Regions from separate parts of the Mus musculus genome. Here region 1 is linked to region 2. A link is a loop called in an ENCODE intact Hi-C map of the cell type or tissue named here. Cell type or tissue: heart. All regions are shown on one strand. Links, peaks and the distances in the headings refer to the core of each region. The heading gives the core; the rest is flanking DNA. Region 1 has its middle 12 kb from the start of 4930518C04Rik. Region 2 has its middle 47 kb from the start of 4930518C04Rik.

What was found. Peaks named below come from ENCODE experiments on the same cell type or tissue, not always from the same donor. Only the 100,000 strongest peaks of a DNase experiment are listed, where the experiment ranks them.
Region 1: it touches region 2 in a loop (2.2-fold over the local background); 2 of 42 quality-filtered maps call a loop at or near these places.

What each region holds. Positions count from the first base shown.
Region 1 is chr14:103,883,013-103,891,357 of GRCm38, forward strand. No RefSeq gene overlaps it. Among named protein-coding and RNA genes, the nearest start is that of 4930518C04Rik, 12 kb to the right of the region's middle. In heart, for the core only: no CTCF peak of the experiment used is centred there; no DNase peak of the experiment used is centred there.
Region 2 is chr14:103,941,202-103,949,546 of GRCm38, forward strand. No RefSeq gene overlaps it. Among named protein-coding and RNA genes, the nearest start is that of 4930518C04Rik, 47 kb to the left of the region's middle. In heart, for the core only: no CTCF peak of the experiment used is centred there; a DNase peak (open chromatin) is centred at 4,790.

The DNA of each region.
Region 1 (8,345 bases), core at 269-8,268, 58 kb before region 2:
AGCTAAACAACCGCTTAGCAGAATCTAAACAGCCAAGATTATGGGCAAACTGTCTTATTTCACACTTAATTAAACAGACTGGATGACAGATTATCAAGTGGGATCTTTAAAGTTTCAACCTTGCTTTTCATAATGCAAAGCTCCCAACCATATGGAGAAGTTTAGAGGTTATACAGCTGGAGAGGATGACCAATCAGTCTGACTGTAGCAGTGCTTGTCCAAGGGGAATGCCACTTAAAGGATGTTAGTGGGCAATTTTCCTTGGATTTTGAGCCAATGTAAGGTAAGAACCTCATTATTAATGGCTTCTACTTCCTAATGGGTCTAATATGTCACTCTGGATGTATGTGGCTCTTGCTAATGCTGTGATTATGTAACTCAATGAATTTTAGTAATTCACAGCTCCTGGGACAGGCTTAGCCTTTTCCCTCCATGAGTCAGACTGACAAATGTTTACAATGTATAGAGCACAATGTCTAAGCTTAAAAGAAATTGGCACTCACAGGCTAAGGTAAATTAGGTATGCGTAAATTTTGATGAAGAGCAGATGCGGTAAGTATGTAACAAGAAAACTGTCTAGGTCAGTGATGGAAACTCTCAAGGTTGAGTAGATTATTATTAGAGAGGAAGAGGGTCTGGGAAGGCACTGCTTTAGGTAGCAGAAGCAATAGGAGCAAGAGTCAGGGCACATTTTAGTGAATAGTAAGTTAGTCCCTGTGCCTGGGTGTTAGAGAATCAACATGTCTTACTTACTTATTGGGAGCCAGTCCTGGAAGCTAGGATGGGTTTCTCCTATTTACTAAGTTGTGAGACTGGGTTACAAAGCAAGTAACAAAGGACTTTTGCTATAGCTGCCCATGGTACAGAATGAAAGAATTATAGGTAATTGCTTTTTTTGATAGGGAAACTTACAACTACTAAACCTTCTAAGAGATGGAGCTGTTGGATAGCTTCATGGATGTTTGGATAAAACTTTGACCACAATGTCTTTTAACTTAGAATGTTATTTGAAAGTAGAAGCCCTGTCCCTGTAGTGACATCTTCCTCCCATCGGTTACAGATTTATTGACTATTTGCATAGCAAATTTTTACTTTTGAAATTGATCTTGTTAAAAATGAAAACACATGTGCATACACATACAAATAATGTTAAGGTAGTTGCTAGTGATTTTTTTTATATTAAAACTAATAAGCATATTGACTGCCAAGACTGTTATGTGGATTTTGGTTTGAGCTCTAACCATTTACAAAGGGTTTGCTATCATCGATCTTATTCTTACTATCAGAAAATGACTTGGTGAGCTGAAAAGTTAGCAGGTGGCTTCAGACACATATGAGATGTGAGATCATGGCATAATGTCTCACAAAAGAATCTAGAAAGAAAGGTAGTGCTGACATCCAATGACCGGCATCAGCAGACATCTGAACAGGGCTCTGTAGAAAGAGACTTGCAGATAAGAGACCTATACAATATAGACTCCCTTAGTCATACTTGGGGAACCTCAAGTTAGCTCAGGAGGCAGAATTAAGAACACAGACAGATCTTGAAGTACCTGGCACCTGCGGCTACTGCAAATAATTAGCAGAGCCCACCTTCTAAAGATATTAATAAAAGCATCCCACGAAAGGTCTGTTTCTGTCAGTTATTTTCCTATACATTTACTCTCAACCTTTAAGAAAATACTCCAAAGCATGCTGCCCACCAGGTAGAGGCGTCAGAGTCAGGATCAGTTTCTATTCACATGTGGAATCATCAGACTGTGAAGGCCAGGTTTTCCTACTAACTGGTGCAATCCATTATTTCTCATGAAAGTAAGATGCATGAATCCTGACACATGACCAAATCACTACTGGTTAAGACAAGACTTGCATGACGTCCAATATCTGTCTTTTATATGTAGAGCTATCAACAGAATTCAGATGCAGAATTCTCACAGAGAAAGCACTGTTGAATGGAATAGAGGAGACACCTTCATTCAGATAAACCAAACTAAAGTTCCAGAGTGTAATCTTGGAGAACGCTGTCTTCAACTTTTTCTTCACTGTGTGTATGGGGGGCGGGATGTAGGCAAGGGGAAGGAAATGATGCATTTGGCATGTTCTAAAGTGAGATATGTCATCACTTTCAATGACTTAGAGATTTGAAACAAATACAGCTATCAACACATAGGAAAGGGTTTATATTTAATATTGTTTCCTTTGGAAATTTCTGGTTTTCCAGCTAGGATTTGTTCCACCGCTAGGTTGTTTGGGTTCACTCTGATTTATTGCTGAGTTCATACATCTCTTGTCTCTTCTGTTCTAAGGGGAAAGAAGTCATTGATATTAGCCGTATGACAGTGGCAGCATGTGTCCCAGTGGATGATAACCCTGGCTATAGACTGTAAGCCTGAGTCTGCAGAGACTGACACACAGAGTACAATGACAGGAATTTAAGTAAGTGTGTCACAGAGCTCGTGTTTCCCTAGAGATAGCTGGGTGAATGGCAAGGAAATGCTCTGACGTTCTTAGTGATGTATTTAAAGCAGTTAGTACGCCCTCCCTCCCTCTGCTCCCTTGTTACATGGCCATTGCTATTTCTATTAAAAAAAAAAAAAAGGCAGTTTGAATTTGTACAAATGGATAATTCCATACTTGCAAGGGTGAGAAATGGTTCTTTAAAGCCAGTATTGACTTGATGATGGTAATAATAATAATAATAATAATAATAATAATAATAATAATAATAATAATGAAGTTCTGTCAGAATACGAGATGAAGAACACAATTTAAACACATTCCTTAAAGGCCCTCGTGCAGTTAGGTGAGCTTTCCTGAATAATGGGATAGATATTTCACTACAGTTAGCATTTGATCATGACTCTGAAAATAACAACTGAAAAACTGTGAAGTGGGTGTTCATATGGGTGCCTTATTAGAAGGACTGGTGTAGCTAGGCGGTGGTGGCACACGCCTTTAATCCCAGCACTTGGGATAGAAGAAGAACTGCTGTGTGGTAATAGCAATCATGACAATCACGAGCCTCAAGCCCACTAAGCTACAAGTCGAAAGCTGTACTCAAAGGAGTTTGTACTCAAGCCTGAACCACTCCAGTTATAATAGGCAGAATCTTCCAGACAGAACTTTCCAGACAGATGAACCTCCAAATATCCTTGTTTACTTATTTTCATTTTTATTATTATCAAACAATTCAAATTTAAGAATTTAAATTTTATATTCTTATCAAAAGAATTCTTAAATTTAAATAAATTTTGATCATATTATTCCCTTCCTCTAGCTTTGTCCAGATCCTCTCTTCATCCCTACCCATCCAATTTTATCTACTTTCTCAATAAACAAACAAAAACCCAATACAACAACGTCCCCCTCAAACCAATGAAACAAAATAAAATCACAACCTCTGGGGAGGGGGCAGAAACAAACCCACCAAACTGTAACCAAATAAAAGCACACATAAGAAGCTGTGGAGCCGCATCTGCCCTGGACTTGTTGACGTACCCAGTGACACTCTATTGGAGAGAACTGATTTTGAAAAATGCTCTCAGGAACATGCTGTGGCTGGCCTTGAACTCACTCTGTAGATTTGGTGGGCCTTGTGTTTGTGATCCCTCTGACTCAGCCTCCTCAGTGGCTGGAATTGAAAGGTCTTTGCCACCACCTGACCACACTACATATTTAGAGGTAAGAAATAATTTAATTGTGGGAGTATCTATGCACCACATGCATACCTGGTACCCTTGGCTGTCAGAAGTGGGAGGTTGCAATTCCCTGGAACTGGAGTTACAGATGGCTGTCAGAAAACATGTGGGTGCCGGGAACTCAATCTTGGACTTTTGCAAGGGAAACAAGTGCTCTTAACTACTAAGCTAACTACTGAGCTGTCTCTTCAGCTCCTATTAGATTTAAAAGATAAATCCATATGTACCTTTGACCTTTAAAGATTGTTTTCATCTGTGGTCATAATCCTTTCACTATTAATTTGCAAGAGCTATTTCTGCATGGTGAATGCCAACAGAGATTCTACTTTATTATTTTCATCTAATCTGTGGCATCACTATTTTTTCCTGTAGTAGGGATTACAATTAGAGTCTTCTGCATGCTAGACAAGTGTTCTGCTAGCCCTACACTATAAACTTATTATTCTTTCCTGATTTTAATTGTATACATCTTTATAAATGCATCTGGGGACGATTAGAACGAACTTCTAGAAGCAAAATATAGCTTAATTTTTAGCCCTAAATATAGTTTTTTTATCCACCCCGAGACCATGTGTTGAATAACATATTCATGCTGAACCAAACCTCAAAGGAATATTGAGTTAGTTAGACAAAAACTCCCAAAAGAAAATAAAGACCAGACGAGAAGCAAAGAGTGTCTTTTCTCAGCGAAGAGACACAGACTTGTAGATTTCTGTCAGGGACTGCAGAGAGGTGAGAGATCAAAGAAGGACCAACAATGGGACTGAAATTCAGGCCACATGAGGTGCTGATCTTGAAGATCTGAATATCTTGTGGTGAGCTACATGTAACTATTCACTGTGATCTTGCCTCTTGGTGTTTCCCGGTGTTGACCATATCAATCAATTAGGAGACAAAGTATAGAAGCAGAGCAAGTTGCAATAAGCTATTGCCATAAATGAGGGGATTTTATATTACATAGAAACCTTGGGAAAGAGGAACAGGATGAATTTATGATAGGCAGTGTCTTAGTTAGGGTTTTATTGCTCTGAACAGACACCATGACCAAGGCAACTCTTATAAAAAACAACATTTAATTGGGGCTGGCTTACAGGTTCAGAGGTTCAGTCTATTATCATCAAGATGGGAGCATGACAGTATCCAGGCAGGCATGGCACAGGAGGAGCTGAGAGTTCTATGTCTTCATCCAAAGGCTGCTAGTGGAAGACTGACTTCCAGGCAACTAAGATGAGGATCTTTTATGCCCACACCCACAGTGACACACCCATTCCAACCAGGTCACACCTATTCCAACAAGACCACACCTTCAGATGGTGCCACTCACTGGTCCAAGGATATACAAACCATCACATGCAGGAATTACCAGGTATGAGATTATTAGTGCTGAGTGACATCATATAAACCAAAGAGGAAACACTTCCTAAAAGAAGCAATAATGACAAATAGTTAATGAGAGATGCTGTGTGCAAGACAAAGAATGAGTTTCATTTTTTTCTGGTAATGTAGGGGAGGGGTCAGTCTACTGTGTCAGAACCTTGCAGTTGAGTGGTGAGACAGAAGCATACTCTAGTGGGATTTCCATCTTTCATCCTCCTTGGAATGTCTGCAATTCACATAGATACCATAGAACATAGAAGATGCCTATCCCCTCTTTCCTGACCTCAGTGTTGGGCTCAGAGTAAACTTCTCAGCAGTTAGGCCAATTCTCCACAATACAGCAGTTTATCCATGTTCATCACCAGGACCAAGATAAACCAATGGGTTCTTTTCCCTGGGCCTTAAACATGTATTTTAACAAACAGAGTGTAAGTCCCTCTGGATGGTAAAAACTACGATGCACTGGATTTTTACTCCTTACCAAAGTCATATATTGAAACATCACTCTCCAGTGTGGTCACATTTCATGGTGAGGCCTTTGTGAGGGGATTAGGTCATGAGGGGGAGTTCACTAGAATGAGATTGACACCTTATGGGTGACTGAGGAGTCGGGGTTGTCTCCTCTCACTGTGTGAAGACAGAGAATATACTGAAGCTTGTGGATTTGAAAAATGCCCACTTCAGACAATGAATCTGCCAATGTCTTGGACTTGAGCTTCCTGTCCCACATAACTACATTTATTTTGTAGGTCATATACCACTCTGATCACAGCATTATGATGTACCAAGATAGAAGTAGCAATGTTCAGAGGTGCCAACACAGCACTGTGCACCATCTAGCTCAGAAACCTGCTTTCCTGCTGCATGAAGAAATCTTATGCGTATCACAAAAAGCTAAGCCAACCTTGAGAAGAGGTGTAGAGTGTAGCTGGAGTCCAGGGTTCACTCTGGGTACATCCTGTGGGTTTGAATGCATGTATTGTATGCATTTATTCAAGGCTGCTGCCTTTGGTGTCTTCATCTTGCTTTATCACTGTTCTTCTTCTAAGTCCACGATGTGCCCTTTGCTCTACATTCCTGGAGCATTTTCCCCTTAAGACATGAATAAGCCCTCATAAGATTGTCATTTCTGGTCATTGTCAAAATACCAGACTGTCTGGTGCAGACTCATTGGAAGTACTGACTTCTGTACACAGTCCCCAAACCAGCCCTCCTGTGAACATTCTCTTATTTCCCTCAAAGACTTGTGGATACTGTTCCACCTCCTTTTCAGGTTGCTAGTGAGAATCCTTTGAAAAGCCATTTTCATTGTCCTGAAACTTATATCTTTGGTATTAATATTCCTTCCGTGTAAAAAGCCTTTAATCCTAGTCCCATAGCATCTGTCATTGTACTGTTAAATAGAGTTACTTTGCCACACTAAATATTCTCTCTGCATTGTCTGCTCTTTACTCTTTATTCTGGCAACCATCCTGACTCTACAATTTTAGCATTTTCTGAATACCATATAATAGTCAGATTTTCTAGATATTGATCTTTTTCCATTATAAACATACATTTAAGCTTCCCTCGTGTATTTTCATGGTTTGATATTTCATTTGTTTGCATTATAATAATAAACCCACCTACCACACCTTAATCCCTCTCCCTCCCCCTCCCCTCCCCCTCCCCTCCCCCTCCCCTCTCTTCTCTTCTCTTCTCTTCTCTTCTCTTCTCTTCTCTTCTCTTCTCTTCTCTTCTCTTCTCTTCTCTTCTCTTCTCTTCTCTTCGTATGAATACTGGCATGGGTGTATATGCACCACATGTGTGCCTAGTGCCTACAGAAGACAGAGAGATCATTGGATCTCCTGGACCCGGAGTTACAGATGGTTTTATGAAGCTCTGTGTGGGTCCTGGAAAGGGAACTCAGGTGCTTTTAAAGAACAGTTAGTGCTCTTAACTACTAAATTTTCTCATCAGCCCCAAACCGAACTTAACATGTTCAGTTGCTAAAGAAGATAAAGTTGTAAACATCCAGGATTGATTGTTTTGTGTGTGTGTTAAGCAGCATTACTGGATTATGTTTGGAGAGTATGGTTAGTTTTATATGAAACCGTCCAATGGTTGATCAATGTGCTGTTTTGAACCCCTACTGATGGATGAGTATTCCTGCTGCTCTACATTTTTTTCAACAAGATTTGTTACAGTGCAGAAAATAAGAGACTGCAGAATGCTCAGGCTTAAAGGAAGCAAATATACTGCCTTCCACCCCCAGGCTTGGGGATCACTGAAGGATAGCGGTAAAATGAATGCAAGAGCAAGAAGTATTAGATAACAAGAAGACATTTTCTGGACATAGCAGGGCAGCTGCACATATGAGCTCACAGTGGTTCTGAAAGCATGCAAACACAAGCCAGCCTGAATCCCAGGATGGACAGAGGAGTTGGGCACACCATGGGACTGAGGGCAGTTATTAGGTGCTGGGAGAGGGGGAGACAGTTTTCTCTAAGGGTGTAGCCACTCATAAATCAATCATCCTCCATTGGAAGATCACAGATCTAAGAATATTTGGGCAGCATAAATTAGTCTTGAAGGGTTTAAAAAATAAGGACACAAGATTAAATAGGTAGGGAAGTGGAATGGATTCAGGAAGTTGGAGAGGGGGATGAATATTATCTAAACATATTACACAAAACTTTTAAAAATCTAGTCAGGAAAAGGAAAATAATAAATTAGAACATGATTGGTATTTCTGTAATGGTCTCCATCTGCTGCAAAGAAGCTTCTTTGGTGAGAGATGAGAACATTTATCTGTGGGCATCAGGACAAGTATTCAGAAATAATACTGGTCTAGAAAGAGCCTTATCAGGTTCCGCTCTGGGTCCCATGACCTTGTCAGCCATGGGGAAGTTGGTCAGAACTACAGTATCACGCTTGAATTTCCACCCATTGAGCAAGAGAGAGGTGTGAGTATCTTAAAAGTGTCCAGAAAGGTCGACGAAGAAGACCTACCCAGTAGGGAAGCTCATGGAGAAAATAAACTATATGCTCTCTGGATAATGAAGGAAACTGGTTGGCAAGAATCCAGAGGAGTACATTGGACATATATCAAAGGCAACATTCTGGAAAAACCGATGAGTATGGGTAGACTAGGGAAGAAGGCCGAGGCAAAATAGGTAGAGGGTTAAAAAGAAGAGTAAAGCCAAGGTTCCAAAAGAACAAGTTTACCCAATAATAGGGGCTGAGAAGTATTCATGGAATTGCATATACAAGTCGCTCTGAGAATCCATA
Region 2 (8,345 bases), core at 286-8,285:
GCTGCCTGAATGAGAGGCATAAAGAAAGGAATGGCATTAAATCTACCAGCCTGGGGTCCTGATTGGCCCGGTGCTTCAGGGCCCAGAAAGATTTGTTGAGCGCACACTCTGCAAAAGAAACGCAGACTAATCGCCCAGACCTCCATCCCATCATCCCATTGTTGTGAGCTGCAAAGCGAGAGCTGCGCATGCTCAAGTGGAGTTCAGGGTAAGGTCTAAAACTCTTAAAAGCCAGATATTAGCCAATGAGGAGGTTTTCTAGATTACCAGACCGAAAGAAAAATACAGAAAGAAAAATATAGGATGTAATTTAATAGCAACCTGGAAGTCTACAGCAAAGCACTCAGACTGAGATCGCCACGGTAGGCGTGAAAGAAATGTCTTCACCGATTTGAGACAACTGACAACTTCAGGGATCAGGTTGGACGTTCTCTTTCATCGGATACTTTGCTTTAATGTTGAGAGAGCTACCACCATTTTCTTCCAGAATATTTTTTGAAGGCAGAGTATTTGCTAGGTCGTGGTTTAAGAACTCATTCATTGATTCCTTCATTCCTTCACTCACTGTTTTGTTCTATACATATGCATTGAATTTTAAATGTGCCAGTTATGGTGATTACTGGACACAATCGAGTGTCGGTTGTATTATTTGTTGTGTGTGTGTGTGTGTGTGTGTGTGTGACAAAATTCAATTTAAAGGATAAAAGATCTATTTTTAGCTCAGTTTCAGAGGATTTCTGTCTATGGTTAGCTGGCTCCATTGTTTGGATCTGGTGCACATCAAAACACCACAGTGGTGGCCAACTTACTGTACCCAGGAAGGTGGTCAGTTTATTATAGCCAGGAAGGAGAGAGGGAGGAAGAGAAAGACAGAGATAGAGGGATAGAGACAGACAGAGAGACACAGAGATAATATGAATACTGTTCTAGGACATACCTCTAGTAACCCACTTCCTCCAACTATGTATTACCTTTTCATATAGTGGTCAGCTTCCAATCATGCTATCAGATTATCATTCCATCAATTGGAGTAGCCCATCGATGAAGTCACAGCTGTTATGATCTAGGGATGACCACTCAATGTTGCTGCATTTGGTACTGATCCTTCAACACATTTACCTTTTGGGAGAAAACTTCATATCCAAGCCATAATAATAACAGTAATAATAATGATCATAATAATATTAGTATTATGAAGAAGACAGTGGTATAAGGAAGAAGTAAAGCTGTCAGTGCGTTGATAATTGATAAATACAGGTGATGAGTTTTAAAAGGCTTCCATCTCCCTTCTCGGAATTATGTATACTTGACATTGTCTTTACAAAAGTGCCAATCTGTTCAAAATATTCACTTCTTTCCAATTCCACCATGGTCACCTTCTCTCTAACCCTCTCTGTGTGTGTGAGGTCTTTTTAAGCTGCCGCTGCTCTTTCTAGCCAGCTTCTTTCCAGCAGATAGCAATCATGTCAAACTGAAGTCAGACTGGGTCTTGTTCACTCTGACTTTTGCCTAACCTCCCCAGAGACTCTCTTCCAATCTTGATGAACTGGAAACCCTGGGCTACAAGGCCACTCAGACTCTGCATGCCAATGCTCTCTCCAAACACATCCAACATTTCTCCCTGAAACCCTGCCACCTGGAGGGTTTTGAGTTCCTCAAATAAGCTACCATTCCATTTCAAATTTTTGTCCTATGCCTGGAAACTCTTCTGCTAGTTTCTTTGTATCATTCTGATTTTGTGAATGTTTTCCTTGTTACCACCAAACAGTTTCTCTGCTACCGTTGTTTCATTATCAATACTTAGGTAGCTAGATTGTTAATCTGTTAGTTTTCATTCACTAAAATGTAAGACAGAAGAGAGTCTTTATCTCTCACAAGGTTTTATCCTTTGTGCCTGTAACTGTTACTCAACAAGCATTCATAGGCCTAGATTAATGAACTCATTCACAAAAGAGCCAAGCTTCTGCTCTAGTCATACGTGTGTAGAACTCTGCTCCAGTGAGTGTGTGACTAGAGATCATCCCAGAGACTTCATCTCTCATTTGTACGCATGTGACATACCTCTGTAAGCCAGCTTATCCTCCACTGGATGGAGATACTACCAGGTTATGGCATTATATGACATTTTAATCCCTTGTCTATCAAATGGGAGTCCAAGCAATCTGTCCATACACTAGTTTTTGCATTCTTTCCACCTTCAAAATATTCCTGTTGCTCCTTAAGATACCCTGCTAGGGCTTGTGAGGTGTGGCCTCTTCCCAGTTGTCTACATGGAGTCCTTTCCCAGACACCACTGATTCTCAGGTTCTTCAAGTCCTACTCTTTTCCACAACACACATCCTCCATCTCCTTCAAACTTCTCCTGCATGCTTTGCAGAACTTCCCAGACCACTTGAGGCATCTTGCATTCCAACATTCCAGTCTATTACTAATAGCTTTTATCATATAGATAAATTTCTACTTATTCAGATCTATGGAAATATTTATATTTATTCAGGCTTAATTGGTTCATGTTGGGTTGATTATTATTTCTAACAAGTGTCTATATCCAGGATAATATAATATCTGATTATGGGTATACATGCAATTGTGTTATTAATGATTGCTGATAATAATTACTCAGACATCTAAGAAACTTTTGATTGGTTCTTTGTGAATTTTACATCATGCACCCCAATCTCACCTATCCCCACCCCCCTCCATACCTACCCTCTACCCTTGTAACCTCCCCAACAAAAAAGAAAAAAAAAAACCCAACTCATTGTGGAAGCTGTAGTGTCACAGTGCATCTCAAACTATATATTTTTGTCCACATTTCTTTGCTTGCAAATGTTCATTGCAATGAGTCATTGATCTGGTACCAGGCCTTTGGCTTCTGCTACACTATCAATACTGGAACCTCACTGGGACTCCTCTTAGATATATTGTTGCTGCTCTCTGTCATGGAAATCCTATAGCTTTGGATCTGTAGGGCTGGCTCTTGTACTTACTCCAGCAGTTCATTGATGGGGTAAGACATGGATCTGGGTCTGAGTAGTATCCGAGTTGGCCATGGCCCCTACACCCACACCATCATAGCAAACTCTCCTGCCTTGCCCTTGCCTCAGCCGGAATGATCCAAAGGCAGCTCTCCTGCTTTCATGCCCTATGTTCTGGCTCATTCATATGCACACCATCAAGACCAGATCTACTGTGCTGCCCAGGTAAGGTGCAGGACCTGCCCTCCCAAGTATTGCAGCAGACAAGGGGCTGGGCCAGCTCTCTTGCTTTTATGCCCTCAGGATGGCTCACCCACAACCAGGGCCAGCTCTACACTGTTGCCCAGGTGAGGTGCAGGGCCCCCTCTTCTGAGTGTTTCAGCAGGTAGGGACAGGGACAGTTCTTCCATTCTCATGATGTCTTTACTCAGATTTCCTAATCAGCAACTGCCAAAAAGTGATAATATAAGCATGTTATTCGGAAACAGAATATTACATAGAAATATATACTTGAAATAAATTTAGCAGTTGGGCAACAAGATTTGCTGATGGAATTTTGACAAAATGGGGGAAGTAGAAAATAGAAATGATTTTCATGCTTCTGGTTAAAGAAGCTAGTGATGTTATCACCAGATCCTATATGAGAGCAGCTTAGGATGTGTGAAATATAAAGAGTCTTAGTCAGGGTTTCCATTGCTGTGAAGAAATACCATGACCCAGGCAACCCTTATAGAGGGAACCATTAAATTGGGGCTGACTTACAGCTTCAGAAGCTCAGTTTATTATTATCATAGCAGAAAGCCTGCAGGCAGACATGGTTCTAGAGGAGCTTAAAGTCCTACATCTTGACCCAAAGTCAGCCAGGAGGAGACTTGATTCCATACAGGATGTAGCTTGAACATTTAAAATCTTAAAGCCCCACCTCCACAGTGACAAACTTCCTCTAACAAACTTCCCATAAGGCCATACTCCTAATAGTACAACTCTCTATGGGCCAAGCATTCAAACACACATGAATCTATATGGGGGTCAAACATATTCAAACCACAGAAGTGTATGTATATATATATATATATATATATATATATATATATATATATATATATAAAATGTTTATCTGAATGATTATATCAAGATGGCAATATAGTATTTAAAAAATAGAAAATTGTAGGGTGTAGGTATTGTACTTAAGACTAGGGTTCTGGCAAAGACTACTAAAAGTACATAGAAGAAGAGAAAAATTAATTTTGAAAACCTACAGGTAATTCTGACCAATTAACTTTAAGCAGAACCATACTTAGAATTCAACAGAAAATTAAGCCTATCTTAGGATCCTTTTCCATATCCAACAGTATAAATTAGAGAGGATGACTCTCTTCAATAAAACAAAGAATAGCGTTTCTGTATTAGCCCACAGAAGGGAGAGCAGGCCCTAGGATACTCCTCCAAAGCCAAAACAGCAAGAAGAGAGTATCTTGTTTATTAACAAGATGATACTTCTTAAAAATTTTCTATAGTGTGAAGAGTTTTAAAAAAAACCACCTCTACTTCCAGTGGCAAATTTCTAACATGCTCCTATTATCTTTGAGAGTTTACTTTGTGGTTAAATATGTTGCAAGGCAGAAATTTTGCAGACATAAGCATGTTATAACCTGTTGACCTTAAAACCAGAAGGTTACAAATGGGCCCAACCCTGTCACGTGTGCCCTTTCAAGGCACAGTTCTATTTTTGGTGGCTGAAGAGGAAGTCAGAGGACATCTAAGAGTAAAGAGGACTTGATGGGACTTTGCAGATTTGCAGATGGAGAGGGCCTTATGGCAAGAAGTATGGGCTAACCAGGAAATGCTGATGTGAGTCCTCTCAGCACAGAGATGCTGCCAGCCCTGCATATGGAAGTGTGCCTTCCTGCAGACTCTTCAGAGAGCAGGGTGTCCTGCCTAACACCCTGATTTTGTGACTGTCTAAGCAGAAAGCCCCAGTCATCTGCATGGACTTCAGATATGCAGGCTTGTGAATGGGTTGTGCATCAGAGTACAGTTGAGGCAATATAGAAGAAGACATGGCGGTTTAATTATATTTAGGGTAATGCATGGGTCACCGTATACAACAAAGGAGAGATGAAAGAGTCTGCTAGCCCAGGCATGCAGCTGCAAAGGAGTACACAGACCTGTAGTCAGTGTTGCACCCAGTGCTGGAGGCATTGCAGGACTCCCCCAAGCACTTGTAAAATGTCAAGCCCATTAAGGAGTGCTTGTTCCAAATTCTTTTGAAGAGAATCCAGATTATATGTTGTTATCAACGGAGGTTGAAAGTCAGACGATGTCTGTAGTGTGTATAACCAAGTCAGTTCAAATGTTTTCTAAATCACAGCTCATGATGGTGCTTTCCCAGTACCCAGTTTACTTCCTGACCCACTTGGACTTCTGAAAGACCTCTCTTTAGCAGAGTTTGATTCTGGTTTCTCTAGGGTGATCTGTCCCATCTCTTCTTCCCTGTATCCCCTTTCCCTTTGTCCTTTTCCTTCAACCTTAAAGAGCCAAGCACTGTTCTAAGCCCTGGTATCCTCAGCATGAACAAGTTGCATCAGATCTAGGGTGTAAAGCAGACAAGTCATGGCTAAGGGGTGAGAACTGTGCAGTAAGTACTGTGCGGTAAGTACTGTGCAGTGTGGGTGAGAGAGAATAAGAGAATAGGTAGATGCATATGTCATTAAAGCAGCCAACTCCCACTGAGGAGGGCAGAGTTTCCTGAGAATTAATTGTCACTCTGAAGCCCAGGCTCTCCCTCAGAGCTATCCAGGTGTAGAGCGATGAGCAATTAATTACCAGTGGAGGGTGAAGCAGGAACTTCAGGGCCTCGATGTTCAGATACGATCTGAAGCCAGTTCACACAGCCTTCTGAGCCAGGTTGAGGATTTACGATTCTATCCTAAGAGTCCTGGGAAGCTAATGGGTGACGTTTTAGGAGGACACAGACATGGCTTTGGGATTGTGACAGGTGCGCTAACAGACCAGAGGAATGGGCGATCTGGTGAAGGCAGAGCAGAAGATGATAGTTTGTCTAAGGGATGGCTTTTTTAAAAATTAGATATTTTCTTTATATACATTTCAAATCCTATCCCGAAAGTTCCCTCTACCCTCCCTTCGCCCTGCTCCCCTACCCACCCACTCCCACTTCTTGGCCCTGGCATTCCCCTGTATTGGGGCATATAAAGTTTGCAAGACCAAGGGGCCTCTCTTCCCAATGATGGCCGACATCTTCTGCAACATAAGCAGCTAGAGATATGAGCTCTGGGGGTACTGGTTAGTTCATATTGTTGTTCTACCTATAGGGTTGCAGACAAGGGATGGCTTTTTATAGAAAAGAAGTAGAGAGATTCAAGAGACACACACACACTAAATTAATATGAAGCCATATTAATTTAGTGGCTTCAGAGAGAAAAGCTAGGAATTGAGTTCGACTTGGTCCTTTCTAGTCATATTATATAAGACTTTCTGTGTGCCTGGGTTTGGCCTGGTCCCTTCTAATCACATTGTATAAGACCTACTGTGTGTCTGCATAAATCTCAAGATCACACAGGCACTCTCATAGCTGCCCTCTTTTGATCCCAAGCTTTGGTCCTATGCTTGATACACAGGTAAAGAACATCAGTGAGGCCTAGAGGATGAGATCTAGTCTCCCTCAACCTGAGGGACCAGAAAAGAGCCCAAATATAAAATAATTTGCTGTAGTGGGTGATCGTTTTAATTTTTTGTTGTGCACAGGAATTTGAAAGTCACTCATGTTCTGGGATAACAAGCCAGATAGGTATCTGCCAGATAGAGGTTTTTACATATTTTTGTTCCTACCCCTCTCAGCTTTTCTCTGTCCTCTCCAAATCTCCCTGTAAGAGCAAGAGCATTTAAACGTAAGGACAAGGAAAACAGAACTATCAGTCATTGTCAAATGCTCTATAAATGGAGCCAGAGACTCAGTTCAGAGCTCTGTGTAATGAGGACAGAGGAAAAGGTCAGGGAATCTATCTATCATGTGGTATAGGGTTTCCTTGAAGCGCTCTTGTCTGAGGCTTGTTCACAGGGTGCAAGCTTTTGTGCAGTGAGAGATGCCATTGTAGGACTGATCCTCAAGGCTGCAGCCTCTGCTCTGCTCTGCATTAGGGCAAAGAGAAATGCAATGCAAGTAGATTTGGGGGGAAATTAATTTTTGCCATTTGTGAAAGCAAGTAACTCATATGAACAACTGTTTAACTTATGAAATATTAATTAGATGACTTATAAATTATGTATGTGGGAAAAGAAAACTTGTCAATGGCTGGCTTGAGGATTCAGCAAGCACTGAAATTGGTCACAAAAGGTATTTTGTGCAGCAGGTCATGTTGGGGCGGGCTTTCTCTTGTGCCTGATAATAGTGAATACAGAACTCTTTATATGTAATACCCTGGTAGTGAGAGAGCCAGTCATTTCTATAGAGCATTTATCTTACATGCTGGTCTGCTGTTTAGAAACATAAAAGTTGGTATAAAAATAAACACAGTAGCCTTGAATGTCTAACCCACACCTGTGATGTAAGAAATGAACATTAGACTCAATCTTAAGAAAAGGTTAGATTTCTTGCTTGTAAAGTCTTAAAAGGTGATAAAACATTTTCTTACAAAACCTTTTAAAAATACACCTAATTTGTGTTATTTTCTGGTTTCTTTTCTGTTTTTCATACTGTCCAATGCAGGCAGTGGCAAGATCCATGAATATACTCCAGCACAATGTCATAAAATGATCAATGTCACTCTGAGAAACACACTATTAATACAACTGTCAATTCATATCTTCTAAAAAACCATGTAAACCCTTTTGGCCATAATTTTAATATTCAGTTTCAGTTCAAAGTAATTTATTCTAGTTTAAGTTATAAAATGAAAAGCAAAATGATTAAAAAAATAGTTATTCTGAGTTTATGTCATATTTACCTTTTGATCTGATCTGAATATGGTTGGAAGCCTTAACATTACATTAAGTCATAATCTCCAATTTGTATGCCATGGAGGATTAAATAGGATATTAAATAAATCATATTTCTAATTCTATTCAATTTTCTCCTGCTGTTCCCTTCTTTCCTAACCTCTCTTGAAAAAAAGATGCAATGTTTATTGTGTTTAAAGAAGATACCATGTGCAGAGATGTGCCTCACATGCCTGAGGGCATAAGTTCAGTTGCCAGCACCCACATACAGGCCAAGCCTAGTTGTTCAGTACTGGAATCTCAGGGCTGAAGGATCCCATACAGAAGGAGCCCTGGGACTTGCTGGGCCACCTATCTAGCTGGTTTGCACACTCAAAGCTAATGTCCTTGTTCTGTTTTTCACAAGATCTC